Linked DNA regions of Mus musculus: all the other regions are linked to region 3. A link is a loop called in an ENCODE intact Hi-C map of the cell type or tissue named here. Cell type or tissue: gastrocnemius. All regions are shown on one strand. Each heading gives the region's core, and the rest is flanking DNA. Links, peaks and the distances in the headings are about the cores only. Region 1 has its middle 9.8 kb from the start of Gm46844. Region 2 has its middle 12 kb from the start of Gm52723. Region 3 has its middle 13 kb from the start of Gm11832. Region 4 has its middle 36 kb from the start of Pdp1. Region 5 has its middle 52 kb from the start of Pdp1.

The links. A loop is a pair of places that touch in the nucleus more often than their neighbours do. Peaks named below come from ENCODE experiments on the same cell type or tissue, not always from the same donor. Only the 100,000 strongest peaks of a DNase experiment are listed, where the experiment ranks them.
Region 1: a loop joins it to region 3, with 5 times the contacts of the local background. A loop is called at or near these places in 33 of 42 quality-filtered maps.
Region 2: it touches region 3 in a loop (7-fold over the local background); 31 of 42 quality-filtered maps call a loop at or near these places.
Region 4: it touches region 3 in a loop (3-fold over the local background); 16 of 42 quality-filtered maps call a loop at or near these places.
Region 5: it touches region 3 in a loop (7-fold over the local background); 30 of 42 quality-filtered maps call a loop at or near these places.

The regions. Positions count from the first base shown.
Region 1 is chr4:12,020,622-12,026,961 of GRCm38, forward strand. No RefSeq gene overlaps it. Among named protein-coding and RNA genes, the nearest start is that of Gm46844, 9.8 kb to the left of the region's middle. In gastrocnemius, for the core only: CTCF peaks have their summits at 3,259 (motif pointing left) and 5,645 (motif pointing left); a DNase peak (open chromatin) is centred at 3,226; H3K27ac peaks cover 3,168 bases.
Region 2 is chr4:12,032,054-12,038,393 of GRCm38, forward strand. No RefSeq gene overlaps it. Among named protein-coding and RNA genes, the nearest start is that of Gm52723, 12 kb to the right of the region's middle. In gastrocnemius, for the core only: a CTCF peak has its summit at 3,001 (motif pointing left); a DNase peak (open chromatin) is centred at 2,984; H3K4me3 peaks cover 252 bases; H3K27ac peaks cover 519 bases.
Region 3 is chr4:11,625,203-11,631,542 of GRCm38, forward strand. No RefSeq gene overlaps it. Among named protein-coding and RNA genes, the nearest start is that of Gm11832, 13 kb to the left of the region's middle. In gastrocnemius, for the core only: a CTCF peak has its summit at 2,975 (motif pointing right); DNase peaks (open chromatin) are centred at 2,986, 3,254 and 3,823; H3K4me3 peaks cover 477 bases; H3K27ac peaks cover 373 bases.
Region 4 is chr4:11,927,232-11,933,571 of GRCm38, forward strand. No RefSeq gene overlaps it. Among named protein-coding and RNA genes, the nearest start is that of Pdp1, 36 kb to the right of the region's middle. In gastrocnemius, for the core only: a CTCF peak has its summit at 2,354 (motif pointing right); a DNase peak (open chromatin) is centred at 2,362; H3K4me3 peaks cover 234 bases; H3K27ac peaks cover 362 bases.
Region 5 is chr4:11,911,224-11,917,563 of GRCm38, forward strand. No RefSeq gene overlaps it. Among named protein-coding and RNA genes, the nearest start is that of Pdp1, 52 kb to the right of the region's middle. In gastrocnemius, for the core only: a CTCF peak has its summit at 3,625; DNase peaks (open chromatin) are centred at 1,882 and 3,617; H3K4me3 peaks cover 441 bases.

The DNA.
Region 1 (6,340 bases), core at 934-5,933, 400 kb after region 3:
GTTAGATAATAAAGTCCTTAAGATCAGCATGAAATTTTTTCTGGGACTGGTCAATAAGTCTTCAAGAACATCCCTTCTCACAGGGCGTGGTGGTGCACGCCTTTAATCCCAGCACTTGGGAGGCAGAGGCAGGTGGATTTCTGAGTTCGAGGCCAGCCTGGTCTACAAAGTGAGTTCCAGGACAGCCAGGGCTATACAGAGAAACCCTGTCTCGAAAAAAAAAAAAAAAAAAAAAAAAAAAAAAAAAAAAGAACATCCCTTCTCATAACAGATTCGAATTGTTCTTCTACAAACTCTTCTAGTCTGGTTCTTTCACCTTTATCATGTCTTTGCATTGACTCTCCCTGACTCCTCCCACTTCTGACTTCACATTTGTCCTTGAGGCTCTTTCTTGCTCCAGCTTGCCAGCCAGCCCTGCTGCCTCACTCACTCTATCTAGGGACAGTTATCAGACCTCAGCCCCAAGCCAGGATTGTGTCCCCAGGCAAAGTTGTTGCTTGCTTTCTCTGGCATCTGACCTCACTCTACTCCTAGCTTTTTCGGCGCTGACAATACCCAAGGACTGATCAACAATGGTTCTGATGAGATGGTCACAGCTCATATCATCCTGCTGTTACTTGTCTTTCTTGTCTGATAGATGAACTTTTCCAGGAGGTAGAGACCTTGTCCTTGATGGTAGTAGATCTTCCATAGAACCTGGTTTAGAATAAGCTGTATTGAGTGATCATTGATGGAATATATTGCTTCATCTCAACCTGGTGCCCCTGGGTCCACTGACTCTGTCAGTTCTCAAGGCCACAGGGAGGAACTCCGTGGCACATGCACTTCCTCTCCCATTACACAGCCAGGTTCAGATAAACGGGAAGAGCAGATAGCGATGACTCTGTGTGAGTTTTCTTCAGAATGTGAAAGCATCTTATCATCTCACCCATGAAAGACTTTTTTCTTACCCTTTTCCATTGTATGCCATTTCTATAAACTTGAATGTTATCAACATCTTTTATTCATTTCACTTCATTTATATATTCTCAGAATTAATGCTCTGCATCTTACCGAAGTTGTTCGTTAATATTAATCTCCTACTTTTGTGTATTAGTTCCCTGAACAAAATCTTTTCTGATGTTCTCTGTCTGTGTTTGTATTTAAGTCAGTGTGTCTGTGAGTGTGTGAATGTGTTTGTGTGTGTGTGATAGTGTTGTGCCACCTATTACAAAGCATATATTACAAAATAGTGATTAAGTTGAAGACACATAAGACTATAAGATAAACCTCATTTTCTGTTTGATTCTACTACCATGGCTCTCATGGAATACATTTCCCTTAATAACTAGACCTTAAGTATTTTTGGCTATAAAATAATAAAGATACTTAAGTGATCGTGTCTCTTTTTACTTGTGAATATCTGTGGCCTGTGGTTCTAAGACTGAATTTAAGACCTTGGTGTCTCCTAGTCTATGATGATCTCAGAATTAGTCTAAAGGATTTTAAAATGTTATTATTATTTTACTAAGAGAAATATACACTTTGAAATTATTCATTATTAAAATATACAAGATCAAACCACTTCTCACTTCCCTATTACTTAAAGACATATACTTTAGGGAAATATACATTATTACCTCAGTGAGATACTACAGTCTACTAGACAAGTTATTCTTGATGGTGAGGGACACTACTGGACATTATTGTTTGGGATGTCATTTGGTACAAACTTTACAGAAAGCTATTTGGTAGTATGTGTCATCTGACTTAAAATACATCTTTTTTTTCCAACTATGGAATAAAGTTTATTATAACAATAAAGAATGTATACTATACAACATAAAATGTAATACATTAAGTGAAAAAATGGTTTGTAATTAGTATATGGTAAATTGGAAAAACCCAAAGAAATTCTTTGTAATAAGCTTTTCTGCACTATGAGTAAATGGGACCAGGGAGGAAGCACTCAAACAGAATGAGCTGGATCCTGCGAAGAGCTTCTTCAAGGCTCAAGTCCGAAATCTAAAAGTATCACTTTGGGTGTCTCTGCTGGCTAATGTGTGGTGGCATGCTCAGTACCTATTTGAAGAATTCTCATTTCTGCTCAAACCAGAAGATTGAAACAAATTCTGTCAAAAGCTGTAAGTACTGTGGAAAAATAGTTTTCAGTTTAATAATTGGAAAAGAGAAGGAGAAATAGAAGCTAAGTGTAGTTCTGAGGATTCAAGTCTCCAGTTACTGAGAAAATCACAGGCTGGAAGATAGCTTGGCCAATCCATATGCTGCCTCAGCCATTATCCTCTTCAGCAGTTGGCTCTGTAGAATACGACGACATTTAATAATACTGGATAAGGAGGTTGTTCTGCTTAAAAATATATCTTTTAAAATGCATATGCCTTTTCAATTCGTATATAATTGATATAAGTATAAAGTTTTAGCTAAATGGTCATTCTCAGACTTTATTAAAGGAAATAAACTCATCAAATGCTTGTGGATTGGAGACTGGGAAGATGGCTCAGTTGATAAAGTGCTTGGGAGGCAAGCATAAGGACTGAGCTCAGACGCTGAGCATGCACATAAGAAGCCAATGTGGCATCGTGTGACTGTAATCCCAGCCCCGAGGAGACAAGGCCCATGGGGCTTGTAAACCTGCCTGGGATTGCTCAGTGAGTTCCCAGACTGTCATAAAAACATGGTGGGAAGTGACTGAGGAAGACACTAGCCTCCACACATAGGTACATATGTGCATGCTAATACCATACAATATTCATGCAAGTGCATGCTTGCGTGCGCGCGCACACACACACACACACACACACACACACACACACACACACACAGAGAGAGAGAGAGAGAGAGAGAGAAAGAGAGAGAGGGAGAGAGAGTGTGTGTGTTAGTTTATGAATTAAACAAATTAGCATTTCTTAAATAAAGGGCAACACATATCACATATTTGGGGTTACTGCTCTCTAAATAGGGTGTGCCTTGGTACACAATAGAGGAGATATGCAAACACTTATGGGGGAAGGGTCATTTTAGGAAGAACCACTTTCCTGCTTCCTTTCCCCAGCTCCATTATAGGACAAACCAGAATTAATGGGAAATCTCATAATTTGAGCCACAGGTCTGAAGAGGAACTTGGAAGGAGAGAAAATGAGGGAGATAACAAGGGATAAAAAGGCAGAAGTTGAGAAAGGAGGCCGGGGAGAGGGGCTTCTAGATGCATCAGAGTAGGCCTTTCCAGGAGCCCAAGGAGACTCTCTTGTGCCACCTTCTGAGAACAACGTGTAAATGCACCATAGAGATCTTATTCTCATGGACTGTACTGCTCTTTTAAATGGTTAGTATACAGTAAGAGTTTCCTAATGATGTTCTGCTATATTAATAGGTTGGTGCCCGGTGCATTTGGCATCAGAGAGGTTTCATCTAGCAGCGGATGGAAACAGATGCAGAGACCCACAGACAAACAGTAAGAGGAGCTTGGAGAATCCTGTAGAAGCCAGGCAGGAAGGATTGTAGGAGCCAGAGGGGCTAAGGACACCACAAGAAAACCTACAGAATCAACTAACCTGGGTCCATAGGAGCTCACAGAGGCTGAACTGACAATCATGGAGCCTGCACGAGACTGACCTAGGCCCTCTGCATATATATGTTAGAGCTGTGTAGCTCGGTCTTCATGTGCTACTCCTTCTTTTCTGACTCTTTTGCCTGTCTTTGGGAACCTTTTCCTTAGTCTGGTTGCCTCAATCGCCTTAATACGAGAGGAGGTGTCTTGTTTTACTGCAACTTGATATGCCATGTTTGGTTGATATCCGTGGGAGGCCTCCCTTTTCTGAAGAGAAATGAAAGGTTGGGGGAAAAGGGAGATGGGAGGGGAGGGACTAGGAGGAAAGGAAGGAGGGGAAACTGTGGTTGGGATGTAAACAAATAATTAAAGAGTTTAGAGTAGCAAACAAGGAAAAGATACAGCATTGAAAGATAGTTTGAGAAAATGTTTAATATTTTCATGAAGAGATATTTATGCACTGTGTGTATATATTTGAATGAGAGATGCAGGAAACAGAAAAAGGGCATAGTAACCTTTTACTATAAAAACCAACACACACACACACACACACACACACACACACACACACACACACACCCATCCACAGACAGGCAAGCTGTGGACTGAAACTCTTTAAGAAAGTGATAGAGCCGGGTGTGGTGGCGCATGCCTTTAATCCCAGCACTTGGGAGGCAGAGTCAGGCGGATTTCTGAGTTCGAGGCCAGCCTGGTCTACAAAGTGAGTTCCAGGACAGCCAGCGCTACACAGAGAAACCCTGTCTCGAGAAAAAAAAGAAAGAAAGAAAGAAAGAAAGAAAGAAAGAAAGAAAGAAAGAAAGAAAGAAAGAAAGAAAGAAAGGTGATAGACTTCTAGGCACTGGATTTACATATTATACAGTAGCACATAGACAAAACCCCTCTCATACACTCCTTATCCCCATAGGAAAATATGTGGCATAAAAATCTATCAAAATCAGTTAATTGGGTAATATCAAATTAATCTTATATAAAGCCTTACTGCATACGGTTCTCATGCTAGAGATGTAATAGTGTGAGCAGCCTAAGCAGGCATCGCCTGTGCCCTGACAAAGGTGTCAGCCCTGCCGAGGGGCAGATGGAGCAGGTTCAGGCTGACATGGTGATAAATGTTGTGACCATGTAGTAAAGAAGCTATGGTGATGGAGAAACCATGGCCTGGTTCCCAGAGTGATGGCAGCCTCTGGGGGAAACCCGAGTTCACAGATAGAAGACAGGTCAAGCAGTTGAAGCTAGAGAGTTCCCCCAAAAAGACCATGATAGTTTGGAAGCTTCCAGAAGGAAGGTCAGCTGGGGAAACAGACAGCACACTGCTGGGTGATGTCGATTCTGTGCCTGCAGTGTCTAGAGTTTGTGTGAATGGAAGTGAGGAGAGGGAAGGATGGAGTAGTGTAGCTGCCTGAGGCCACACGAACTGGGTTCCTGAGTGGGAGGCCAGAGCTGTAAGAGAGAGACCGGCGAGAGAAGAGACAAGGCCAAGACAGATGCTGATCAAAGCCCAATGTTTACTAAAATTCTGTGCTTATAAAGGGGGAAGCCCATCTCCCGATGATCCATTCTGGATGCCTGACGCCAGCCTGTAAGCCATTTGTCTGACAGCACTAAGTTGGCAGAAGGTGTCAATCACTGGGTTGCCTGCTGTCTCAGGAATTTCTCAGGAAGGCAGGTTCAGCCTCTCAGCAGGTAGCAGGGTCTTGGAGATGAACAGTGCTGATGACAGAACAATAGAACCACCTAGGTCAGAAGGCTCCACCCCAGGTGGTTTCATTCACAGTGGCAGCAAGGTCTGAACCAGCCTGCTCAAGGCTGGGGGAGGCTACAAGGTAGTATTTGGACTTGACCTTGAATCACCTCTCAGAGGTCATCACCAACGGTTCAAGGGTTCAGTAAATGGGTTAATCTTTCTGCCTACTCTGTAGGAAGAAATCGTTATTTATTCACTTAAAAAGGGGTAGGGGGCTGGAGAGATGGCCCAGTGGTTAAGAGCACTGACTACTCTTCCAGAGGTCCTGAGTTCAATTCACAGCAACCACATGGTGGCTCACAACCATCTGTAATAGGATCTGATGCCCTCTTGTGGTGGGTCTGAAGGCAGTCTATTCACATTAAATAAAGAAATAAAAAAATAAATAAATACAGAGAGAGAGAGAGAGAGAGAGAGCAAGAGAGAGAGAGAGAGAGAGTAAAATCTTTACAATTAAAAAAAAAAAACCACCAACAAATTAAAAAAAAAAAGCCCTAATAACTAGGGTCTTGCTGTGCTGCTCAGTCTGGTCTTTAAGTCCCAGACCTACATAGGCTTCATTCTTATGGGAAAATATGTAACATAAAAATATAAAAAATGTCTCTATATAAACTGATTTGTTTAAAATCAATCTCTGAAGGATATTCAATTATGTAAAATATGCTTTTTCCTTAGTATTTTAAAAAGCAAGACATATGTATCACATAATTCCATTATGCAAAAGAGTATAAATAAGGCATATGTTATGCATAATATAAAGAAAACTGTTTGGGGAGTATGTTAAGCCAAAATGTAATTGTGGGTATCTAAAGAGATGGTATTTTTTGTACATTTCTGTATTTCCTAAAACTTCTACAAAGAATAAATATTATTACTTCTGAAGAAGTCACCAGACTTGGTGCTGTAACTTAGATCAAATTCCAGACTCTTCTAGATTTGTTTTTTTCTCTCCTGATGATCCAAATGATAGTTTCTTTCTTTTGACAATACAACATAATTTTCCTTATTCCCAGATAAACCTTACTTGTGCA
Region 2 (6,340 bases), core at 510-5,509, 410 kb after region 3:
GATTGTGGATGCCCTTGCATTTGGAGCATAGATATTCAGAGTTCATCTTGGAAGATTTTACCTTTGATGAGTATGAAGTGCCCCTCCTTGTCTTTTTTGATAACTTTGGGTTGGAAGTGGATTTTATTCGATATTAGAATGACTACTCCAGCTTGTTTTTTCAGACTATTTGCTTGGAAAATTGTTTTCCAGCCTTTTACTCTGAGGTAGTGTCTGTCTTTTTCCCTGAGGTGGGGTTTCCTGTAAGGAGCAAAATGTTGGGTCCTGTTTATGTATCCAGTCTGATAGTCTATGTCTTTTTATTGAGGAATTGAGTCCATTGATATTAAGAGATATTAAGGAAAAGTAATTGTTACTTTCTGTTATTTGTGTTGTTAGAGTTGGGATTCCATTCTTGTGGCTGTCTTCTTTTAGGTTTGTTAAAGGATTACTTTCTTGCTTTTTCTAGGGTGTAGTTTCCCTCCTTGTGTTGGTGTTTTCCCTTTATTATCCTTTGAAGGGCTGGATTCGTGGAAAGATATTGTGTGAAATTTGGTTTTGTCATGGAATACTTTGGTTTCTCCATCTATGGTAATTGAGAGTTTTGCTGGGTATAGTAGCCTTAGCTGGCATTTGTGTTCTCTTAGTGTCTGTATAACATCTGTCCAGGCTCTTCTGGCTTTCATAGTCTCTGGTGAGAAGTGTGGTGTAATTCTAATAGGTCTGCCTTTATATGTTACTTGACCTTTTTCCCTTACTACTTTTAATGTTCTATCTTTATTTAGTGCATTTGTTGTTCTGATTATTATGTGTTGGGGGGAATTTCTTTTCTGGTTCAGTCTATTTGGAGTTCTGTAGGTTTCTTGTATGTTCACAGGCATCTTGTTCTTTAGGTTAGGGAAGTTTTCTTCTATAATTTTGTTGAAGATATTTACTGGCCCTTTAAGTTGAAAATCTTCATTCTCATCTATACCTATTATCCTTAGGTTTGGTCTTCTTATTGTGTCCTGGATTTCCTGGATGTGTTAGGTTAGGATCTTTTTGCATTTTGCATTTTCTTTGATTGTTGTGTCCATGTTCTCTATGGAATCTTCTGCACCTGAGATTCTCTCTTCCATCTGTTGTATTCTGTTGCTGATGCTCGCATCTATGATTCCTGATTTCTTTCCTAGGGTTTCTATCTCCAGAGTTGTCTCCCTTTGGGTTTTCTTCATTTTTTCTACTTCCATTTTTAGATTTTGGATGGTTTTTGTTCAATTCCATCACCTATTTGGTTGTGTTTTCCTGTAATTCATTAAGGGATTTTTGTGTTTCCTCGTTAAGGACTTCTACCTGTTTAGCAGTGTTTTCCTTTAATTGTTTAAGGACTTCTACCTGTTTTGCAGTGTTCTCCTGTATTTCTTTAAGTGAGTTATTAATGTCCTTCTTAAAATCCTCTACCAGCATCATGAGATTGAGATACGATTTTAAATCTGAATCTTGCTTTTTGTGTGTTTTGGGGTATCCAGGACTTGCTGTGGTGGGCATACTGGGTTCTGATGATGCCGAGTGGTCTTGGTTTCTGTTAGTAAGATTCTTATGTTTGCCTTTTCACCCTCTGGTAATCTCTGGTGTTAGATGTTCTAGCTGTCTCTGGCTGGAGCTTGTTCCTCCTGTGATTCTTTAGCCTCTGTCAGCACTCTTGGGAGTCGAACTCTCTCCTTAGTCCCAGTGATCAGAGCACTCTCTGCAGGCAATCTCTCCTCTGGCAGGGAAGGTGTCCAGAAGTCTGGAGCTCTGATCCATCTCCTGAGTCCTGGGGTCAGAGCCCTCCCTGGAGGCTGACTCTCCTCTGGTGAGGAAGGTGCCCAGGGGTCTGGGTCTCAGCTCTGCCTCCTGACTGAGGATGAAGGCCTGAAGGGACCCTGTCCAAGAAGCTCTGTTGCTTCTGCCACCCACGTGCTCTCCTGTGTGGACTGGTCTCAGTGATCCCAAGATACTGGGTGTGCTAGTGCTTGCTGAGTTCGCGCCCAAGATGGCTCAGGGCTGGTGCTGCCAGGAAAGAACCCCAGCCACTGGTTGGGTGGTTTCCTTTGTCCCTGTTCCTGCTGGCACAAGACCCTCGGGGTTTTTTGGAACAGATGTTGCATTCCACTCACCAGGGATCTCAAGATCCTGGGTGTGGTAGGGCTCGCTGAGTTCGCACCCAAGTTTGTGTTCCATTTTTAAGGGCTTCAACCTGTGTTCTCCTGTATTTCTTTAAAGGAGTTTTTATGTTCTTCTTAAAGTCTTCTATCATCATCATGAGATGTGACTTTAAGTCAGAATCTTGCTTTTCTGGTGTGTTGGGGTATCCAAGGCTCACTGTGGTGGGAGAACTGGGTTCTGATGATGCCAAGTAGCCTTGGTTTCTGTTGCTTATTTTCTTGCTCTTGCCTCTTGCCATCTGGTTATCTCTGGTGTTAGTTGGTCTTGCTATCTCTGACTGTGGCTTGTCCCTCGAAGAAAATGTGGTATGCTTCATAATCTTTGGGATTATATTGCCTTGTAGATGTTTCAAGTTGCAACATTAAAATATACATTGAATTATTAAAGTAAGATTTAGGGGCATTACTCAATATAATAATACTCCATAATAGCCTAATTAAATCTTTTTAATGCAAGTGGGTATTGCATTAAAATGCGTTGAAAGAGATTCTATAAGCATTAGAGAATGTGCTTTTCTGTGATCTGAGGCTAGACTTATGCTGTGACTCTCTTCCTCAGTAGATGACAGTATTAGTGTTTAATTCAAAACCTGGGTTAGAAAGAGTAGGGACAGAATGTGCTGGTTGGCTGAGCTGCCCAACACTCTGACGAAATAAGGAGAGAGCCAGTAAAGTGAGGATTGACAGATGGGAAAGCCGGGGTCTAGAGGGCAGCCAGTTTCTGAGTTTCTGTAATCCAGAAAGCACACACCTTCCTCATGTTTCTATTAATTTTTTTTAGAAAAGCTGAGACCCTGAAAAGCTGAGTCTGCTCTTCACTGCCACCTGCTGTTAATTTCAGGGAAGTCTTCACAATGGTCAGTTGGAAAGTTTCAGATTACGATGACTTCATGTAGAGAAAACAATATGAAAGCTCATCTGTTCTAACAGCGCTGACAATGCATGGTAAACTTTTAAAACTGTTTCCATCTTGGTGGCATCCTGGTGGCACCCTCTGGCTTTATTCTCCACTCTCATGCTCACTAAGAAGGCTGACCATGTTCCCAGGCACTTATGCATAGAACTTATATACAACCCATTCAGATCTCACCACACACTTCAAGCTTGCATAAGTGACATGATACCTATTACAGTGTAAGTGAAATGTAAATAGTTGTTAGACTGTATTGTTTCGGAAACAAGAAAGAGAGAAAAGGTGTTTCCGTTTACACGTGTTCAGTTTGGATACACAAAAGAAAATTTGGCACATATCTAAATCTTTGGATCTCAGATTCTGGAGGGCTGACTGCATTTATTTGAAGGTAGGAGAGGTGTGTTGGTTTCAGTCACCATGAAAAAAAAATACCCAAGAAAGCTCAAAGGACTGATTGGTTGAGTTTGCTTTCAGTGGTGTTATTTCACAGATGGCTGGAATCACTGTTTGGTTGATGGGGCAAAACATCATGGTAGGAGCTTGCAACAGCAGGGAGCTGCTCACCTCAAGGCCTCTAGGAAGCTGAGGCAGGAGGCTAAGGGCCCTGCAGAAGCACCCCTCCCAATAAAAACCAATTCCTAATAACCCATCTCCTATGAAATCATTAATGGATAAAGCCATTGAGAAGTCAAGACTTGCATGGTCCAGTCACCTCTCATTAGCATCACTGAGAACCAAGATTTCAACACCTGGGATTTTGGGAGGCGTGGTTCATATACAATTCAGCCAGGAAAATTAGCTTGGCTAACTCTACATGTGGTTGAGATGAGACATGATGTAGGGATCTTTTACCCTTTCTTTCAACCTCATCTTCCCAAACCTGACACTGTCCTGTGTTCCTTTGTGTGATGGACAGCTGGGTAACACATGAGTATTCTACCATCAGGCTCTAGAAACAGAAGGCAGAGTGCAGGAACACACGGGAAAGCACCCATGGGGGCATGAAGGGAGTCACAGCTGTATTTGGGATTTCTAAGGAAAAGGCAATGCAAGGCAGGCAATTGGTTTAGGACAGCATAACATGAATAGGGTTCTAAGCCACCGGAGATTCCTCATTTCCTGGCCCCGGAATGATGCCTCCTGAAGTGGGGCTTAGGGTGAATTAGTCTGTATAATATACCCCAGTCATGCTCCTACCTAATTTCTCTAGTTCTACGAACTGGCTCTAGGAGGAGCAGGATCTCCTAGCAAGAAAGAATAAGGAGCTGACACTTCATAGTATAACGAAAAAACATAAATCAAAACCAGTATGTCTATTCTATTCAAATTACTTCTGCTACTGATACAGTCATTCTGTAAGTTCTGTTCCTCTAGAGAACTAAGATTAATACACTAGGCAAGTCTTCTACCACTGAGCTACCCTCGCCCCCCACTCCTGTTGTATAGTAATATAAATTCTTAGTATATTAATTACTCTTTGGGAAACTCCAAGTAGTGAGCCAAGAATGCTATATCTGGTAAAGATGTAGCAATTTTCCTGGTAAGTGAATAATTTCTCACTTGAACTCCCAGCTGTTTCTGGCAGACCTGGCACATGGTCATTAAGCTGCCTTGCTTCCTACTTCCTGTTATATAATGTGGACTTCCCCTTAGATGAGGCCAGTCAATATTTACATACAGGAAACAGACACAAGCTTCCTGTTTGAAAGCACTGAGTTAAAAGTCATCTTGACCTGTGAGGTCCCCAGGCTGGCTTTCTCCAAAGGCAGCAAGCTGTTTATACAAGTATTTTAGGGGATTGCCGATGAGAAGGATACAAAGTACACAAAAGTTTAAAAGAGCTCTCTAGGGTTTGTTTTATTGTGAAGTGGTATAAGTGGAAGATATAGCCAGGGCTGCTAGGAAATAGGTGAAAGTGTTAAAGGTGCTACAGAAATAAACAAAAGGAAACAAAGCATGTGCCAGAGCAGAGCACAGGACTTAAAAAAGTGGGTGTCTTAGTTAGGGTCTCTTTTGCTACAATGAAACACCATGACCAAGAAGCAAGGTGGGGAGAAGTCTACTGTAATTCTCATAGTTCTGCCTTTATATTTTACTTGACCTTTTCCCCTTACTGCTTTTAATATTCTTTCTTTGTTTTGATTATTATGTGACAGGAGGAATTTCTTTTCTGGTTCAATTTATTTTGAGTTCTGTAGGCTTCTTGTATGTTTATGGGCATCTCTTTCCTTCCTTCCTTCCTTCCTTCCTTCCTTCCTTCCTTCCTTCCTTCCTTCCTTCCTTCCTTTCTCCCTCCCTTCCTTTCCTTTCCTTTTTCCTTTGCTTTCCTTTTTGCTTCCCTTTCCCTTCCCTTCCCTTCCCTTCCCTTCCCTTCCCTTCCCTTCCCTTCCCTTCCCTTCCCTTCCCTTCCCTTCCCTTCCCTTCCCTTCCCTTCCCTTCCCTTCCCTTCCCTTCCCTTCCCTTCCCTTCCCTTCCCTTCCCTTCCCTTCCCTTCCCTTCCCTTCCCTTCCCTTCCCTTCCCTTCCCTTCCCTTCCCTTCCCTTCCCTTCCCTTCCCTTCCCTTCCCTTCCCTTCCCTTCCCTTCCCTTCCCTTCCCTTCCTTCCTTTTTTGTTTTTTTGAGACAGGGTTTCTCTGTATAGCCCTGACTGTCCTGGAACTCTGTAGACCAGGCTGGCCTCGAACTCAGAAATCCGCCTGCCTCTGCCTCCCAAGTGCTGGGATTAAAGGTGTGCACCACCACGCCCAGCTGGACATCTCTTTCTTTAGGTTAGGGAAGTTTTCTTCTATAATTTTGTTGAAGGTATTTACTGGCCCTTTAAGTTGGGAATCTTCACTCTCTTCTAAACCTATTATCCTTAGGTTTGGTCTTCTCATTGTGTCCTGGATTTCCTGGATTTTTTGGGTTAGGAGCTTTTTGCTTTTTGCATTTTCTTTGACTGTTGTGTCAATGTTTTCTATGGTGTCTTCTATACCCGAGATTCTCTCTTCTATCTCTTGTATTCTGTTGGTGATGCTCGCATCTATGACTCCTAATCTTTCCTAGGTTTTCTATCTCCAGAGTTGTCTCCCTTTGTGATTTAAAAAAAATTGATTCTATTTCCATCTTTAGATCTTGGATGGTTTTGTTCATTTTCTTCTCCTGTTTGGTTGTGTTTCCTGTAATTGTTTAAGGGATTTTTATTTCCTCTTTAAGGGCTTCAGGTTGTTTACCTGTGTTCTCCTGTATTTCTTTAAGGGAGTTGTTTTTGTCCTTCTTAAAGT
Region 3 (6,340 bases), core at 595-5,594:
GCACCCACATGCACATTTAATTTAAAAATTAAATCTTTAAAGAAAATCACCAGGCGTGGTGGTGCACGCCTTTAGTCCCAGCACTCGTGAGGCAGAGTATACATGTATATGTATAAGCCATGAACTAGAAAGGAGACCATGAAAGGAGAAGAAGAGATCTAAAGCAGAAGGTAGAAAAGCGAGGAAAATGGAATTTATGTGCCATGAAACCAGAAGGTCGGCAGGCTGTTTTAGGGAAGGAAGGGGACCAGTAGGAAGAGGGGTGTGCTGTTAGTTTTTGTCAACTTGACACAAGCTGCAGTCATCTGGGAAAAGGGGACGTCTCTCGAGGACTTGTCTCTGTCATGAACCGAGCCTGCATGCCTGTGTTCAGGGGACACTTTCTTGGTTTATGACTGATGTGGGAGGGCACAGCCCACAGTGGTCCTGCATTGTATGAGAAAGCAGGCTGGGTGAGCCATGGGAGCAAGCCGGTGAACAGCGGGCCTCCATGGCCTCTGCTTCCTTTCTGCTTTCTGTCCTCTGCCCTGAAGTCCTGGAGTTTCCCTTGATGATGGGCCACAATCTGTAAGCTGAATTAAACACCAGCCTCCCTCTGGTTGCTTTTGGTCAAGTGTTTTGTCACAGAGACAGAGAAACAAGTTAGGAGGGAGGGAAGACTGGGGAGGACACTGGAGAAGGGGGTGAAAGGAAGCAAATGACATGTGTGTATGGAAATGCCACAATGAAAGCCATCAGGGTCAAAAGAGAACCAGGAGATGAACTTTTCAGGGGACACTTTTTAAACACAGCTAGTGTGTGTGTGTGTGTGTTTTCCCTGCATTTACATATGTATGTCATGTGTATGCCTGCAACCTGTGAAGGCCAGAAGAGGGTGACAGGGGCCGGGCGTGGTGGCACACTCCTTTAATCCCAGCACTCGGGAGGCAGAGGCAGGCAGATTTCTGAGTTTGAGGCCAGTCTGGTCTATAAAGTGAGTTTCAGGACAGCCAGAACTACACAGAGAAACCCTTCTCAAAAAAACCAAAACCAAACAAACAAAAAACAGAAGAGGGTGGCAGAATCGCTGGAACTAGAGTTACAGATGATTTTGAGCCTCCATGTGGTTGCTGGGAATGAAGCCCAGGTCCTCTGAAGAGCAGCCTGTGCTCTTAACTTGCTGAGCCATCTCCCCAGCTCCAGGGAAAAAATTTTTTTTAAAAAAAGTACTTGTGTGATACTTATTACTAAGGGGACCCCACCCTCTCTGTAAGAAAGGCTGACCTTCGGTGCCTCAGGACTTTCCCCAGCTCTTGAACCCACAAATTTTTAGCAATGACACTAGATGGAAATCTGCAGCATCTCAACTTTCATGGAAGCATCGTTCCTGGAATGTTAGAAGACTCGGACCTGTCAACTGACAAGCGATGGTTTCTCGTGGGGAATGAGGCATCTGGTTCTGCTCTACCAGAGACAATGAAATGGCCTGATAGAAACAAGCAATAGATATTTTAAAAGATATTTATCTAAAGCATCTAAAAAGGGGATTTCAGAGCGGAGGGAGAAATGGAATGTGCTTACTTTCTATGAGGCAGTGTCATGAAAATATCAGCTTTGTCAAACAGGTACAGTGGCTGATGCCTGCAATCCCAGCCCAAGGTGGGTAGAGGCAGGAAGATTGTCATGAGTTTAAGGCCAACCTCTGCTACGGTATAGGACCCTGTCTGAAAGTGTATAATCTGGCTGGAGAGCTAGCTCAGCAGTTAAGATCTTACAGGGCCCGAGGCTTCTATCCCCAGGACCCACATAGTAGTTCCCAACCACACCTAACTCCAGTTCCAGGGATCTTATACCCTCTTCTGACCTTAGGCACCAGGCACACATCTGTGTGGTGCAAAGGCACATGTCAGCAAAACACATAGAATTAAATACATCTTTAAAAATACATTAACAATCAAACAAAAAACAAAAGCTGAACCACTTTTGTCATTCCAGTGCAATGAAGTCATTAGATGCTGGAGGATTGTCCAGTAACCTTAATCTGTGATGTGCTGGGCTTATAAAGGACTTGACAGTGAGCTATTTGGATAGCCGCTTGCGGGAATTGTGTGGCTATCTCCAGGAACCCCGAGCTTTATATTAATTGCATGAAGAGCAAGTCAGCATCCTTGTGACGGTCTGACACTTGGCTCGCAGTCAGCAGGCCTGGATGCTCTAGTCAGCCTTCCCATAGATTGTGTGGAAGTCACTTAAAATGCATACTTTCTTTTAATAATAATAATAATTAGAAATAATAAATTATTTGTGGATTCCTGACTATGTGTCTGAATGGCATTGCTGAATCTATATGCCTTATTTTATTTTGTTCATGGCAATCTCAAAACTTAGATAATATTATCTTTATTATTATTATTTTCTTCATTTTACAGGGGAGAAAAATGAGAGCTCAAATACTTTCCAGGAGCATCACTTTTCATGAAAGGAGCTGAATTCAATCATAAGCCAGTGTGGTTTCAGAACTTTTATATTTGATTCATAAGTTAAAGGAAAGTTTAAGGGCTGTCTTTAGCAGTTATTAGTATGAAGAGCTCTGAGCCTCTACCGTTTATGCCAGAAACATATTTACTGAGAGCAAAATCTCAAAACAAAGCAAATCCCCAAAGATTTTGGGGTTTATGAAAAATAAAGTTGGGTCAGTGGGATGTCTCAGTGGGTAAGGGAGGTGCATTTACTGTTAGGTCTCATGATCTGAGTTTGACCACTGGGACCCACGCAGTAGGAGAGAAGATTCCACAAATTGTTCTCTGACCTCCGCAGGCTATGACATACCTCCTAACACCGTGAAAATAAATGTAATAAAAATGCGAAGAAAAAGTTTAAGACTAATGAATTAACTATATAAAATATTGTTAATTTATTATCTGTAACTTTAATTATCTGCATATCCTGGCCAGAACTATTTGTATATACAATGCTGTTTTATGGTGGATGGCCTGCAGGGGGCAGCAACAGCTCACAGTTGTCTCATCAGCCTTCGCATACTGTCTTCCTGTTTCCCTTATGATAGCTATAAAAGCTATAACCCATTTCAGTTATCCATGTGCCCCACGGTGTGATTTTCTCTAACATTTTATATTGTCCGGGTTTTATATTCCTTGTGTGGGTGAAGGGCCATGAGCAGTAAATTATTTAATTAAACAGAAAGTGTACCGAGCCACAGCTGACCAACTCAGCTACAATCTGGGCCCAGATCCAGTGCTTTGAGTCAGTCTACCCCAACATCTACACCATCTGCGAGCCGCCGGAGCACGTGAAAGGGCCGGTCCTGCAGAACCAGAGCTGCAGGATCACCATGACTCTGGCAGGTTCTCCAATAGGGGCCAGCAATGGTCCAGTATGTCTGGTGCTTCAGAAACCAGAAACCGTGAACCAAAGACTCATTGCAATGAATATTTGCAAGTACAGCCATCTTGGCTAGTGTGTGTGTGTGTGTGTGTGTGTGTGTGTGTGTGTGTGTGTGTGTGTGTGTGTATTATGACACCCACAGTTTCCAGTGTCACAATGAACAAATATTCCATACAGAGATAGAAAAGAGAGCAACGGAGCAGTGAGCAAATGGTGGAGAGGGTGCAGAACTAGAAATGTTATGGTGGTAATAGAAGTGAGAGAGGCCTGCGGTGGACGGTGGGGGTGGGGGCGGGGCGGGGGGGGGAGACACATGTAGTTGCCAAGTAGGGACGATAGGGGATAGGGCGGTGTGTAGCAGCCTGGAGCTTGCACTCCAATTTAGCCCCTCCCCCTGCCCCCTCCACAGGCTCCCCAGCTGCACAGTTGCCATGGTTCTGAGCAACAGCAGGGTGTCCAAGAGGAAGAACAGATCAATTTTTGGAATGAACCTGCTTGAAAGACCTCTCTTGAAAGACCTCTATGGTCTGTGCTGTCCCCCAAGGCCACTTTGGTATTCACGGTCCACTGCTTCAGACTGTGTTGAAGCCCGAGGTTCATGTGGATGTCTGTGATCTTACAGCAGCTGGGAGCCATGTTGATGTCCCTGGCCCAAGGTACCATTGAATGCCGCACAGATGTACTGGGTCTGAGCTGCCTCCTGAGGCCACGCTGATGTCTGTCTGGGTCCCTGTTCCTGCTTCAGCCAGGGTCTGTGTTGGTGCCTATGGCTAGTGTTACCACCAAAGGTCATGTGGATGTCCATAGTCTGTGCTGCAACCTGAAGCCATGTTGATGATGTCTGTGATGGTTTGTATATGCTTGGCTCAGGGAGTGGCACTATTAGGAGGTGTGGCCTTGTTGGAGAAGGTGTGTCACTGTGGGCTTTCAGACCCTTGTATCTTCTTGTATACCAGTCTTCTCCTGTCTGCCTTTGGATGCAACTGTAGAACTCTCAGCAATAAACTCTTCCACATTCCTACTAAGATGGCCCACTAAGCCCCACTTAAAGCATCCCACTGCTTTTCAAAATCCACATTTTTCTGAGTAAAGTATGGTCAGGCTTATCACAGAAATACCCCACTCCTGGTACCAACTTATGTCTTAGCGTTTTACTGCTGTAAACAGACACCATGACCAAGGCAACTCTTATAAGAACAACATTTAACTGGGGCTGGCTTACAGGTTCAGAGATTCAGTCCATTATCATCAACGTGGGAGCATTGCAGTGCCCAGGCAGGCATGGCACAGCAGGATCTGAGAGTTCTACCATCTCTATCCAAAGGCAGACAGGAGAAGACTGACTTCCAGGCTACCTTGAGGGTCTTAAAGCTCATACCCACAGTGACACACCTACTCCAACAAGGTCACACCCACTCTAACAAGGCTAAAACTACTCCAACAAGCCCATACCTCCTAATAGTGTCACTCCCTGGGCCAAGCATATACAAACCATCACAATGTCTCTGAGCCCTGCTGCCACTGAGAGCCATATTTATTCGAGTGACCTGCGCTGCCACCTGAGGCTATGGTGATGTCCTGGTCTGTGCTGCCATCGATGACCATGTCTGGGTCTGCCTTCCTACTGCAGCAGAAGGCAGTACTGATGTCTATGGTCTGTATTGCCACTGGAGAAGATGCTGAAGTCCATCATGTGCTAATGCCAGAGACCATGTGGATGTCTTGTGGTCCATGCTGTATCCAGAAACCATGTCTGAGTCTATGATCTGGGCTCCTGCTGATTGTGAAGGGCAAGAAAGCTATGGCTGCCATGGTATTGATGATGGCAGACTCACAGTTGAGAAAGAGTGACATAGAAGGCTTCTGTGACAACCTTTACCCACCCCCCCATCCCCAAGTAGTAAAAACCTAGAGAGAAATCTACCAAAGAGAACTCCTAAAATTGTGATAAGGATACTGAAGTGAAGCTCTCCACAGCTGATGCCTTCTGGGGGGGTGGGGGGGATGAGGGCAGGGAAGGACTCAGTTTTATTAAGGAACTGGCCACTAGAAGTTTGATCATGCTCTAGTGAGTATATGGGCAACACAAATTGACTTGGTTTCCCCCTCTTCTTGTAGGGAGTTAGGGGGAGGTCACAAGGGTGGGTGGGAGGTGGACCTGGGAAGACTGGGAAGAGAGTGTGCTTGGAATTCATGATATGAAATTTCCAAATAATCAATACAAAATATTGTGAAAAAAAATGAGCAACCCTTATAAAACATGATATAAATAATATTGAAACAGTAACACCTAATCACCAACTGATTTTCTTGTAAGAGCAACATACTTTTAACAAGCGTTTATAATAATGAATGGTTTGCTATTTGATTGTGATAGTTTCAGGAGAGTTCTAGTAAGACTTTTTTTTCTTAAAAATTATTAAAGGATTTCCAGCTGTCAGATAACATAGAAAACAAAACAGACGATGTTTATTCCATAAGTAGTAAAAAAACGAAACGCATGTTTTATTTACATTACTTATGCTTGAAGACATGCCCCGAGACTCCTCTAACAGAGGCCGTGTCTGCTGCTGTCCCCCTCAGGCAGCAGCAGGAACTGCCTCATGGCTGCATTGTTGAGGGCATCTAGATGTGGAGGGTTCATATGGTCAGGCAATGAAGTCTTCACCTAGTTATTATTTTCTGTCTTCCTGAATGAGTCTTGTAGGTTGGTCTACATGGAGTCAGGTTCTGATTCCAGAGGAGAGCTCACTGTGTAAGTCAACCACACACGGCTCTGCTGTCAAGAGAAACATGATCGGTGGCCCAGGACATGTTGAGCCTTTAAACAGTACAGTGGATAATGCTGCAGGGACTGCATAGATTAGATGGATAAATGGAAAAATTAAACAAATAGTAAATCATAAGAGATCTCCCAGTCTTACTACCCATTCACTATTTGTCCTATAATGCTGGG
Region 4 (6,340 bases), core at 463-5,462, 300 kb after region 3:
ACAGGAAGTCTCCTTTGTCTTATATGGTAGTATATCCACAGCTCCTGGGGATTGGAGGCAGACATCTTTGAATGCTCATTATTTAGTCTGACCCTGGGTGAGAAATTCGAGGTCTGGATCAAGTAGAAAATGGGCAACCACAGCACTTTCCTTTCCCTTGTCCCTTGTACACCTTGCTCTACGTAAAGTGAGAGGATATCAAAACATAACTGAGAAAGGACATGCAGGGGGCATATCATAGGCTAGGAAATGTGCTAGGCTAACTAGAAAAATGCTAGAGAAATGCATGCTGGAAGCTGTCATCTGTTCCAGCTGACTCTCTCGGGGTATCAGAGAGCAAGTAGTAGAGAGAGATCCAACCTGCCTTAGCCCAGGAGAGCTGCTCTAGGTAAATGATGGTTGTGTTGGTGTGTATATGCTCAGTCCAGGGAGTGGCACTATTAGAAGGTGTTGTCCTGTTGAGGTAGGTGTGTCCTTGTTGGAGTACATGTGTCACTGTGTGTATGGGCTTTAAGACCCTCATCCTAGCTCCCTGAAAGTCAGTCTTCCACTAGCAGCCTTCAGATGAAGATGTAGACCTCTCAGCTCCTCCTGCACCATACTTGCCTAGACGCTGCCATGTTCCCACCTTGATGATACTGGACTGAACCTCTGAACCTGCCAGCCCCAATTAAATGTTGTCCTTTGTAAGTCTTGCCTTAGTCATGGTATCTCTTCACAGCAGTAAAACCCTAAGGCAATGGTAATGCAAGCCACTGTACTGACCCCTTTGACACTGGAGGAGCTAAAAGGAGTTCTGATGTCTCTTTTTAGTTTGGCCTTCTGAAGCCTTTAAGTCCATATACATAACTTAGAGGGGTCTTTGTGCAGTGTATTTACATTATATATACTCCTAACAGTTTAATCAGTTGGAAGTGGTCACAGTTATCAAATTAGCTATCATAATATCACATGCTTATGTTCAATTAATGCTTATTTTATTTAATAATGGCCCCAAAGTGCAATATGATATAAAGGAGTCACCAGTGTATAAGACAAGGACAGATAGACTGTCTCTGACACTGTAGGATAGACTGGAAAGACGTTGTAGTTTGGCACTACCTCAGATATTCAGCTTGCACTATGAGTCACGGAGTATCCTCTGAGGACAAGGAAGGAGTGCCACATGGCTGCACCTGGTGAAAATAAACAAGGTATAAAGGTGATTTGGCTATGATAGCTGTCATCCCATTAGGCAGGTGATGTAGCTAATCTGACTGGCTAGGCATATGTTCCCTTCTTCCATGTTCCCAGACCATGTGTGTGTTTCCTGACAAGCTGTACATATGCTTGCAGAGAAAAACCTTTCTCAATAGAAGATCCATCTTGGGTCAAGGATCTATGAGAGGCTCAATCCCTTGCTAGAACCTCCAAACAAAGTTTGGAAGTCTATTTGTAGGAGAATACAGTCAAGTTTTCAGGATTCTAAATACGTCTAAATCATTGGCTACATCCAGCAGTCTGTCTTTCTTTGAGAAAGTAAAATAAATACTCAAAATGTTCTAAGTATGACCATGTTCCTGCCCCAGTCTTCATATTATTTCTAAAAACTATTTTTCATATGAACAATAACCAGACACAGTCAGGAACCACATAGAAAGAGCAGATACCAGGAAAAGGCATCACTACTGAAACTCTCATGTGCAAACTATACACCTCTGCTTACTGTGTAACATAAATGAAACATAGGCTTAATAGTTTTAACAGGGATCTGGGGTCTGTATATTAAAAGGTAACAGCAGAATTGAAACAGAGCTAAATCGGAATCCTACTATTTGAAAAAACGCAACAATCCCAGCACTTGGGAGGCTGGCATAACCTTGAACCATGAGCTCAAGGCCATCCTGGGCTACACTGTGACACCCTGTCTCAAAATATTGTAACAGCCAGGCTGTGGGTGCAGTCATAGTATAGCTACAGGATGCCTTTTTTATGCTTAGCAGGCTTGAGATGATTGAGTTTAATCCTTACATCTTTCAAAAGTTAATAGCCAAGCCTAAGATTTTAATTCTAAGTTACACATGGCTGAAGGGAAGATTGGAAAACCAAAAGATGAGAGACAACAAACTATTAGAATGTAACACAGAAAAACAGCAATAATGGAAAATACAAAGAAAATTAAGAGATCCGGATGGACCCAAGGAGAAGGTCTAAAAGATTGGTTGAAATATCAAAAGAAAGGGAGTCTGGGGCAGAAGCAATAGCCAAGGAAACAGTGGCATATGATCCAGTCTCCATATGAGTCACCCTCAGTTCTGGTCTCAGGTCATTTCAGGAGTCAGCCCAGCCAGAGCACCTAGAGGTCCTCTAGGGGGCAATGTTGCCTAGTCCAGGTGCAACCAGAGCTTGGCAGAGCTGAAAATGTCCAAATGCTCTTTGTGGATGAAAGACAAGGCAGTTAGCCTTGAGAGGAAACGACCAAGTTCCAACCTGACAGTAAGAGAGGAAGAGAGACGGAGATATAGAATGACTCTTAAGCACAGAAACAGGCTGCCCTGTGTCCGGAGCACAGAGGCCAAGGTGATCACAAGACTGCAAGAAGCAGGCACTAGGATATCAAGAACCTCTGAGCCACAGGGACATTAAAGCCTCGATCTTGGGGCTGTGGAGGCCATTATTAAGTTATAAGCGGAGTGGGGGATATGATTGGACATATATTTTGGAAGAACTGCAGGGGTAGAGCTGGAGAACTGACTGAAGAGGGGAGTGTGGTGACCAAGCATGCCGTGGAGCCGTTATAAGCCACGTTGATGGAAGCTGAAGATAACCTGTGCTAAGTAAGCCAGGTATAGACCAAACAGCAATGCTTGATATGGGCACTCTCATAGGTATTCTTATGTTTGACTCATTGGTTCAAATTGGGAAGCATAGTGTTTGTGGTTATTAGAAACAGTATGTTTTTGTATTTTTTCAATTTCTTTTTAAATGTGTTTATCTTTTAAACTTACCAATAATTAACATAGCTTTAGGAATAAGGGAAAATCAATTAAAATATTTCAACTTAGACAAAAATCTCAAAAGAACATCAGGAATGTAAATTATTCAATTCGCATGCTCTACCCACTACAAAATATAGTTTAAAAGTAATATGGACTGTTTAACTCTTTGGCACAGGAAAGACACATTTTAAATTCATTAGAACGGATTTGAATATTCAAATTGCAGAGTGCTCATACGGACCTTTATCCTGAGACTCTGCCTCATTTCCAGCGGGTCCTTCACGAGCACAACAAACAATTCATTTAAGGCAGTTCAAAAAGGGAAAGTGGAAGACTTTGGTCTGCAAGCAGAGAAGGGTCTCGTTTCTGCCCGTGGTTTCTGGCTTTGCCCGTCACTCCTCACCATATAAGGCATTTGTGTTGTCTCTCTTGCACTGATGATCCCTGGTGTCCTGATATGTTGGCCCAACAGCATAGCTCCTTCCATGGAAAAAAGCACTGAAGCAAGTCCTCCGTGAGAGGCTCGCTCCCCATTGCTTCTGCCCAACTCTTGATGCCCAGAGCTGTCACTTAGAGCTGCCTTTCTCCTGCCACTTTGGGGATGTTGTGCAAAAGAGGGACTCATCATCCTGTCTTCTTAAGACCAGTCTTTGTCCCAGGCCTGTCAACAATGCCAAGGCTGAGGTACTGTCCTTTTCACCCACCAGGAAAACCTTCTACACTATCTTTCCAAGTGGAAAGGGCATATCACATCTGCTTTTCCCAATAGGTCTGGGTTGTCTGTCACAGATCTTTAGACTTTGGAGAAACCAAAGCCTGTCAAAGACACTGACACAAACATCTTAGTGGGTGAGGTGGAGAGATCAGGTCCACTCTTTCCTGATGAGCTCCAGACCCTCAGACCCATCAGAGGCTCTGCTAAAAATTGGAGGGTAGCATAAAAGATAAGAGATTATCTGAAAAAAATCTGGGACAATTAGGAAAAAAGATATTCTCCTACATAACTCAGGAGCAAAATAGTTTATAAGGCAGTAAAACACTCAGGTACTAAATCTGTGACACCACAGAAAAATAAATGGGGCAAAGTGCTTTTGTTTTTAAATATGAAGAGGCTCAAAGAAGTGAAATATTTAGCTCAAATAGAACTCTGCCATGACAACTAAAGGAAAGCTCAGTTAACAAGTTAAAAGCGAAAGCACAAATTGGCTCAGACATATTTCTTTGCTGTAAAAAGGATAGGATGACCACAAGCAACAACAGATGCGTGAGCGTACAGACATGGGTAACTGCAACCCAGAAGTGAGGAGGAAACGCGGGGGTTACCCTGAGGGACATTCAATTTAGGCCCCTAGAACTGAGTATGCTTACACTGTCGGTGTTCATTTCTAGTACTTAGGAAACCCGCACATTGACTCTAAAATCAGCAAGGGCCAAGAACAGCCAAGGCAGTGTGAATGAGAACAAGAGCTGAAGTTGCCAAACACCAAGTCCTAAGAGGCTGTAGTAGCTAAGATATGTGGTATTTCTACAGGGTTGAAGGTATAAGAGAGGGTGTCCCTTAGTGTTTGTAGGGGACACACCAGACACTAAGTTCGCAGCACAAAGAAGATTTCTTACCTCAGAAGGGTAAGTGGGACTTGGGGGTGGGGAGAGGCTGCCTCTGGATTGCAGATAGCAAGCAGCAGGTGGTGTTCTTGTTCTTGTTCTTGTTTTTGTTTTTGTTTTTTTCCAGTAGTGGGTTTTTAAAGAGAAAACTGGGGAGTCTGTGCTAGGGTGAGATGCTAAGTCCTAATTGGACAAGTTAAGTGCTGTAGCCAAATAATGAATTTTGATTTAGTCTCAGGAATAAGTCAGTAGTCAAATAAGGGAAACGGACCTTGGGGATAGCTTTAGAAATATAACCAGATTGTTTTTAATAAGGGAGAGAGAAGAAGAAAGGGCAAAGCCTGTCGGGGCCATGTTTGTCATCCTTGGGCCTTTTTGTGCCCTTCAAAAGCAATGAACCAACGTGGAAGGATGAGGTTCAGAGACAGACCCACACACAAACAGGCTCAAGATGCAAAACTATTCTACAGTTTGCAGAGGATAAAGGAGAATCTTTAATAAGTAGTTCTGGGCCAACTGGATATCTCCTGGTAGGAAATGTGCCTGGAGCCTTATCTCGAATCAGCAGCAGTGATGCGTTCCAGATGCATGGCAGATCTACATGCATCAAAGAGCAGAGCTTGGAAAGATGGCATGGATGCTTTCATGGGATCAGAAACTGCCTCACCAAAGAGAGTCAAAGGTTATTTGCCATAAAAGAAAACGTAGAAAATGCATACTTGTCTAAAGCAAGTACTGTTGTTCACCAAAAGCTACGATTAACAGATGAAAGGGCAGAGAAGACTCACATCTAAGTTTAAAAAGAATCCTGCAGAGTACATAGAGCTCAGATGAGCAGATGAACACAGGAGGAAAAGATTTAAGATGCTTCTCCAAAGAGAACACCTGAATGCTTGACAAATATGCAGGAAGGCACTCACTTTGTAAGCCTGAGAGTTCAATAACCAATTCAAGGTCAGGGGGAGAGTATATGGTGGAGCCCAGACTTGAACCAGTGTGTGTCTTAAGGGTATGTTAGTCCAATAACATTAGTAATTTAATGCCCTCTGTCTTCCTGTCTTACCTGGCCTGTCTTTATCTTTCTGCATTACCAGGAACAGTCCTACCAGGTTTCAAAGACCAGATCAGTTTGCATCACTGTGAAGTCTGTCTGCTCTAAGACTTGGGTGGGCCTCTTTCCAGTGTCCAGGGCTTCCAATAAGGATCCCAAACTGAGCCTGCCTATACTGACACAGCAGATTCTGTAAATGATGGAGATAGCAAAGAGTGGGGGAGCACACATGGGGCAACTGTGGTCTACAGGATAGAGTAACTTGCCAGATTCACCTGATCTAAAACTGATACAATATCAAGAAGACAAATTATGACTTGTGTGTGGAGTCTTCTTTGAAATGGTGGTTTGTTGTTGTTGTTTTAAATTTGAGGGAAATTGTGGTGGTTTGACTATGCTTGGCCCAGAAAGTAGCACAATTAGGAGATGTGGCCTTATTGGAAGAAGTGTGTCACTGTGGGCGTGGCCATTAAGGCCCTTGACCTAGCTTGCTGGAAGCCAGTCTTCCAGTGGCCTTCAGATGAAGATGTAGAACTCTTAGCTATCCCTGTACCATGCCTGCCTGGATGCTGCCATGTTCCTGCCTTGATGATAATGGACTGAACCTTTGATCCTGTAAGCCAGCCCCAATTAAATGTTCTTGTAAGAGTTGCCTTGGTCATGGTGTCTCTTCACAGCAGTAAAATCCTACCTAAGACAGAAAGTA
Region 5 (6,340 bases), core at 749-5,748, 290 kb after region 3:
CTCATCTAATCAGATGATCATGTGGTTTTCGCCTTTGAGTTTGTTTATATAGTGGATTACGTTGATGTATTTCTGTATATTAAACCAACCCTAAACACTGGAATGAAGCCTACTTGGTCATGATGGATGGTCATTTTGATGTGTTCTTGGATTTGGTTTGCAAGAATTTTATTGAGTATTTTTGCATCGATATTCATAAGAGAAATTGGTCTGAAGTTCTCTTTCTTTGCTGGATCTTTCTGTGGTTTAGGTATCAGAGTAATTGTGGCTTCATAGAATGAATTGGGTAGAGTACCTTCTGCTTCTAATTTGTGGAATAGTTTGAGTAGAGTTGGAATTAGGTCTTCTTTGAAGGTCTGATAGAACTCTGCACTAAACCCATCTGGTCCTGGGCTTTTTTTGGTTGGGAGACTATTGATGATTGCTTCTATTTCTTTAGGGGAAATGGGACTGTTTAGATTGTTAATCTGATCCTGATTTAACTTTGGTACCTGGTATCTGTCTAGGAAGTTGTCCATTTCATCCAGGTTTTCTAGTTTTGTTGAGTATAGCCTTTTGTAGTAGGATTTGATGATGTTTTGGATTTCCTCAGGTTCTGTTGTTATGTCTCCCTTTTCATTTTTGATTTTGTTAATTAGGATACTGTCCCTGTGCCCTCTAGTTAGTCTGGCTAAGGGTTTATCTATCATGTTGATTTTCTCAAAGAACCAGCTCCTGGTTTGGTTGATTCTTTGAATAGTTCTTTTTGTTTCCACTTGGTTGATTTCACCCCTGAGTTTGATTATTTCTGCCATCTACTCCTCTTGGGTGAATTTGCTTCCTTTTGTTCTAGAGCTTCTAGGTGTGCTGTCAGGCTGCTAGTGTATGCTCTCTCTAGTTTCTTTTTTGAGGCACTCAGGGCTCTGAGTTTTCCTCTTAGGACTACCTTCATTGTGTCCCATAAGTTTGGGTATGTTGTGGCTTCATTTTCATTAAACTCTAAAAAGTCTTTAATTTCTTTCTTTATTTCATCCTTGACCAAGGAATAATTGAGTAGAGTGTTGTTCAGTTTCCACATGAATGTTGGCTTTCTATTTTTTATTTTGTTATTCAAGATCAGCCTTAGTCCGTGGTGATCAGATAGAATGCATGGGATAATTTCCATATTTTTGTATTTGTTGAGGCCTGTTTTGTGACCAATTATATGGTCAATTTTGGAGGAGGTACCATATGGTGCTGAGAAGAAGGTATATCCTTTTGTTTTAGGATAAAATGTTCTGTAGATATCAATTAAATCCATTTGTTTCATAACTCCTGTTAGTGTCCGTGTGTCTCTGTTTAGTTTCTGTTTCCAGGATCTGTCCATTGATGAAAGTGGTGTGTTGAAGTCTCCCACTATTATTGTGTGAGGTGCAATGTGTGCTTTGAGCTTTACTAAAGATTCTTTAATGAATGTGGCTGCCCTTGTATTTGCAGCATAGATATTCAGAATTGAGATTTCATCTTGGTAGATTTTACCTTTGATGAATATGAAGTGCCCCTCCTTGTCTTTTTTTTTTTTTTTTTGATAACTTTGGGTTGGAAATCAATTTTATTTGATATTAGAATGGCTACTCCAGCTTGTTTCTTCAGACCATTTGCTTGGAAAATTGTTTTCCAGTCTTTCACTCTGAAGTAGTGTCTTTCCTTTTCCCTGAGGTGGGTTTCCTGTAAGCAACAAAATGTTGGGTCCTGTTTGTGTAGCCAGTCTATTAGCCTATGTCTTTTTATTGGGGAATTGAGTCCTCAATGGCCCTTTCCTAAAAGGTCCATCTGCTCTGTTCCCATCAGGCAGTTGAAGCTGCTGAGGGTTTTCTTAATCTCTTCCTTCCCAGGAAACCGAGCTGAGCAACAGAGCTGAGCGGCTTCCCAGGAATCCTGCAGACAGAGCTGCATGAAAGTGCTGAGAGAGGAAGCCTGCCTGTGAGCTCTTGGATGTCAGTGGCTGCCTTCTGGGGTCCTGAGCCTTCTATTCCCTGTAGGTCTGAATGTACGGGAGGCACTGCACATTTCTATTGTATATTTCCCACTGGAAAATTAAAAAAGAAAATCACAGCAAACATGAGCTAGGTGTATCTTTCAAACCAGGGAAGCGGCTGACATCCAGTCCTTGTCTGTGGCTAGTCCAGAGAGATGGTGAGAGTGTGGTGTTCTTCTGAGTCCCTAAGTCCCTGAGTTCTAAGGTGCTTAGAGTCAGGTCTGGCTCTCAGTCAGCCAGTTACTTTCCTACTGGTGTAGACAATGCCTCTACTCTCTGCCCCCGTGGTAGAAGCCAAATCTCCAGCCTTGAGCTAACACTAAGAAAGAAAGAAAGAAAGAAAGAAAGAAAGAAAGAAAGAAAGAAAGGAAGGAAGGAAGGAAGGAAGGAAGGAAGGAAGGAGAGAGAGAGAGAGAGAGAGAGAGAGAGAGAGAGAGAGAGAGAGAGAAGAAAGAAACCAAGCAAGCTACATGGACTTATGTCCTGCTGAGGTAACTGCTAATAGCTAATAGGTGGGTAGCTCACAGACTGTGGAGATGCTAGATAAAGATGATTGACATTCCAAGAGGATTGGAAAGGAATGGCTTGATAGTGCATCATACTCCTCAGAACAGTACACAGCTTAAAACGCCTGAAATTGTTTATTTCTGGAATTTTCCATTCAATATTTTTAAACTACAGTAAACTATGGTCAGCTGAATTGATTGCAAGTTAAACCACAGATGAAAAGGCTCATTAAGCACCTCATCTCATTTTTCAAAACAGTTAACCCTTCCTTGTCTGGTACATCTTTTGCAAGTGAAGAAACTGAGGCACAGAGGACTATGCATAAAATCTTCAGTGAGTATGGACTGGTTTTCAGATATTGCCATATAATGCCAAGTGGCTGAAGAGCTTGTAGCCGAATTGCTTTCATGGTACATTGTTGCTGACAGGACCTGCTTTTCTTGAGGTATTATTAGCTTTTGTTCATTCACCTATGCATTTAGTCAGCCAGTGGGAAAGCTTTGCCAGTGTGTGAAATGAATAGGGTCTTAGGTACCTCGTTCCTGTCCTCCTGTTGCTTTAACCTCCCTATCCTTCCAAGATAGAGGAGCTGTCTGCCCTCTCACAAGAAGCCACGGCTCTGCCTCCAGCTCTGGGATGATTCTATAAAGCCGTGGTTGGTTTCTCATTGTGCCAGGAGCAAGGTCATAAAGTATCTAGGTGATGCTTTTCTTTGAATCTGAGAACAAAATCATTTTCTTTGTTAGAGAAAATGTCAGTTTTGAAGAGATGAGATCATTTATAAATGGGACGAATTTCCTGTGCCTTCCAGAGTGGGCACCCCCTAAGGTCTGGCCTCTGGTGCTGCGTGACACAGAGCAGTGAACCAGTGGTGGAAGGGGGTTTGGTTGAGCCCTGGACTGCGTCAGCGCCTCTCTGAGATCTACCCACATCATGGTGCGTCAGCTGCCCACGAGTTACTTAGGCTGAGGACGTATTTCTCTGACCTCCTTTACCGGATTGTGCGTGGCCTGTGTATAGATTTGATTGGTGCGTGTTGGACGGCATTGATTCCTGCCTGCCGCTGCAGGAAGCTAAGTGCTCTGCGCAGACGCCCTCTGCCTGCTGCAGTCAAAGGGGTTAGCAGCCACCCAGCCCCATCTGTTGACTACTTCAGGCAACTGTCATTGCCTCTCGGGGGGGGGCCCTAGGTTCAGAGGCTCTGACTCCTTTAGCTTTGTGACTGCGACATTAATTCAGAAATAAATTATGCATGACTAATCCCTGCATTGTAGACATTGTAATTTCGGCTCTGTCTTTAATATGCAGAAAGGAAATAATGGATACCTTTATTTCTTATTCATGTCAAAGAGGTGGACTGTTTGTGGCTCAGATAAGAAAACAGCCATTACTCATCACCTCTTCTGAGGACAATTAAACCTCTTTGGGAGTCATGTTTCTGTCCTTCCTCGCTTTACCCACCTTCACCTTTGGGGGTCCCCCATTCATCCTCAGCCGCTGTGGTGGTCGGATCCTCCTTCTCTAGTATATCCACTACAGCACCAAAACATTTGCTTTATTGCTTAGTAAGGTGTTTTGTTTTGTTTTTTTCTTCCTTGTAATTCTCCCAGAAAATTATCCTGGCTTTTGCTTTGCACGTGAGACTTCAAACCAATCAAATGCTTTGATGAACCAATGAACAGCCTTAACTTCTGCTTTTATATAGTAAACAGGTACCAAGGATGAAGATGGAATTTTTCTTAACTTGCTTTTAGGTCAAACTTAACCTTGATAGATTGGATTGACAGATATAAGGTGAATAACATAACAAGAAATTCTTGGCCTGTTTCCAGATCACTACCACCCCATGGGACTTAATAACACTATTTGTTTTCTTCTGGAAGTCATTGAGCCTGAGCCATCTTAGAAGGCATCCCTTCTTAGATATCAGCAAGTCTGTGTTCCAAAATAGACTAACCAGACCTTCACTCACACATTTGCACTTTTTCCGAATATAGATTTGGACCACCCAAAATCAGAGGATCTATGAGATTTTAATAATACCTCTAAGCATTATTGAGAGATGATCTCCATTGATTCCCAGGCAGGCTTGTTATACATTAATAGCTGTAAGCATAGGCAGATGAGTTATGGTGACTGTGGAGAGGCTCCATGTTGGATTTCTTGACTAGTCTGACTGATTACACTGACCTAATCTCTACCCCAGATACATCTTCCATGCCCATGGGATTTGATCTACTTGTTTCTTTCAAAACATGGCTATTGACTCATGCCTGAATACAGAACTACCTTACATGAGGTGGCTTGGCTTGGGGAAAAGGGCACAGTCTTTGAAGTTGGGTTCACAGGGATTTGAATTCCAAGGCACTTTCTGGTATGAAACCCATGGTGAAGGAGTCAGTCACTTGTTTGGTCCCTTGTTTCCTTAGCTGCAAAATAGAAAATTCAATGCCAATTGCTGGAGATGACTGGGAAGGCTTAATGACTTTAGGTACACCCTGTGCTTGATTCATGCACCCAGTACTTTTGTGTCTATTTCTTATTGCACATAAGAACATCACTCTATTAACCAGGTTCAAAAAGGTAACATGATGTACATACCATGCCAATGATATGAGAAATAATTCAGGAAGTTATTTTACTAACCACATTTAAGTTCTATGCATTGATAGGAATATTTCCTAATAGATATGACAGAATGGGAAAGAAGGCACTTCCGTTGTTTGAAAAGATTAACCTCTCTTTTTTGTGGTATAATTGCATGTGTCTGGCCTTGCTCTATGTTATATCTCTATGATATTTTCTCCTCAGACTTGCCATCATTTACTGGGTGCTTACTATGGTTGTCACTAGATACTATTCATCCATAACACTAATCCTATAGAGAGGACATTATGCTACAAATAAAAGCCCAGAGAAATGAAGGCTTTGATAGTCCTTCATAGGTCTGGCTGACAGTAAGACCCCCGCATGATTTCAGTGGATGTGTGCCTGTATTTATGTTTCTTCCCAATGGAACTGGTCTCATACCTTCCACTGATTTCTGGTTATAAGTGCTTTCCCCAACAAACATGTATTGTTCATGACCAACAATGGAGTCTGGGCTTATTTCTATTTCACAGGGCACTGGACCAGCTTGGCCAGGCTTGGTCTTCACTCATGTTGGTCTACTTTTTGCCCAATCTTATGAGGGCATTTTCTTAAATGAGGTTCCCTCCTTTCAGATGACTCTAGCTTGTGTCAAGTTGACATAAAACCAGCCAACACAGTGTCCTTTATCTTTACATTCTACTAATCAAAGCAAATCATGGGGTCTGCCTAGACATAAAAGATCCCATCTCTTGGGGTGATGAGTCCTTAAATCATCAGGAGGGAAATCTGGTGGCCTTCTTTGCAGTGATTTCCCACGTGCTCTTAAAACTATTCCTTCCATTATACAACACATCAACCTCTTCTCCATAAACTAAGGACAGTTATAGGTGGTTACTCAATGTCTGTCATTTGCTCAACACCTTCTACAGTTGACATTACAAGCTACTGGGATAAGAATCTGATGATCATTAATAACTATATATGGGATTAATTAATAATTGAATCAAGAGTAGATGATCATACTACATAGTCCAAGCACACAGCACATAGTAAAACAAGTTAGCACCCATGTAAAATTTCAATTCTATGTATGTGGTGGGAGTGTGTATCCACAGAAGGGCAGGGGCTTGTGGAGGCCAGAGGGATTACCTCCTGGAACTGGAGTTTCAGGTGGATGAGAGATGCCCAACTTGGGTGCTGAGACTCAAACTGTGGTCCTTTGCAGAAACAGTGTATTCTCTTAAT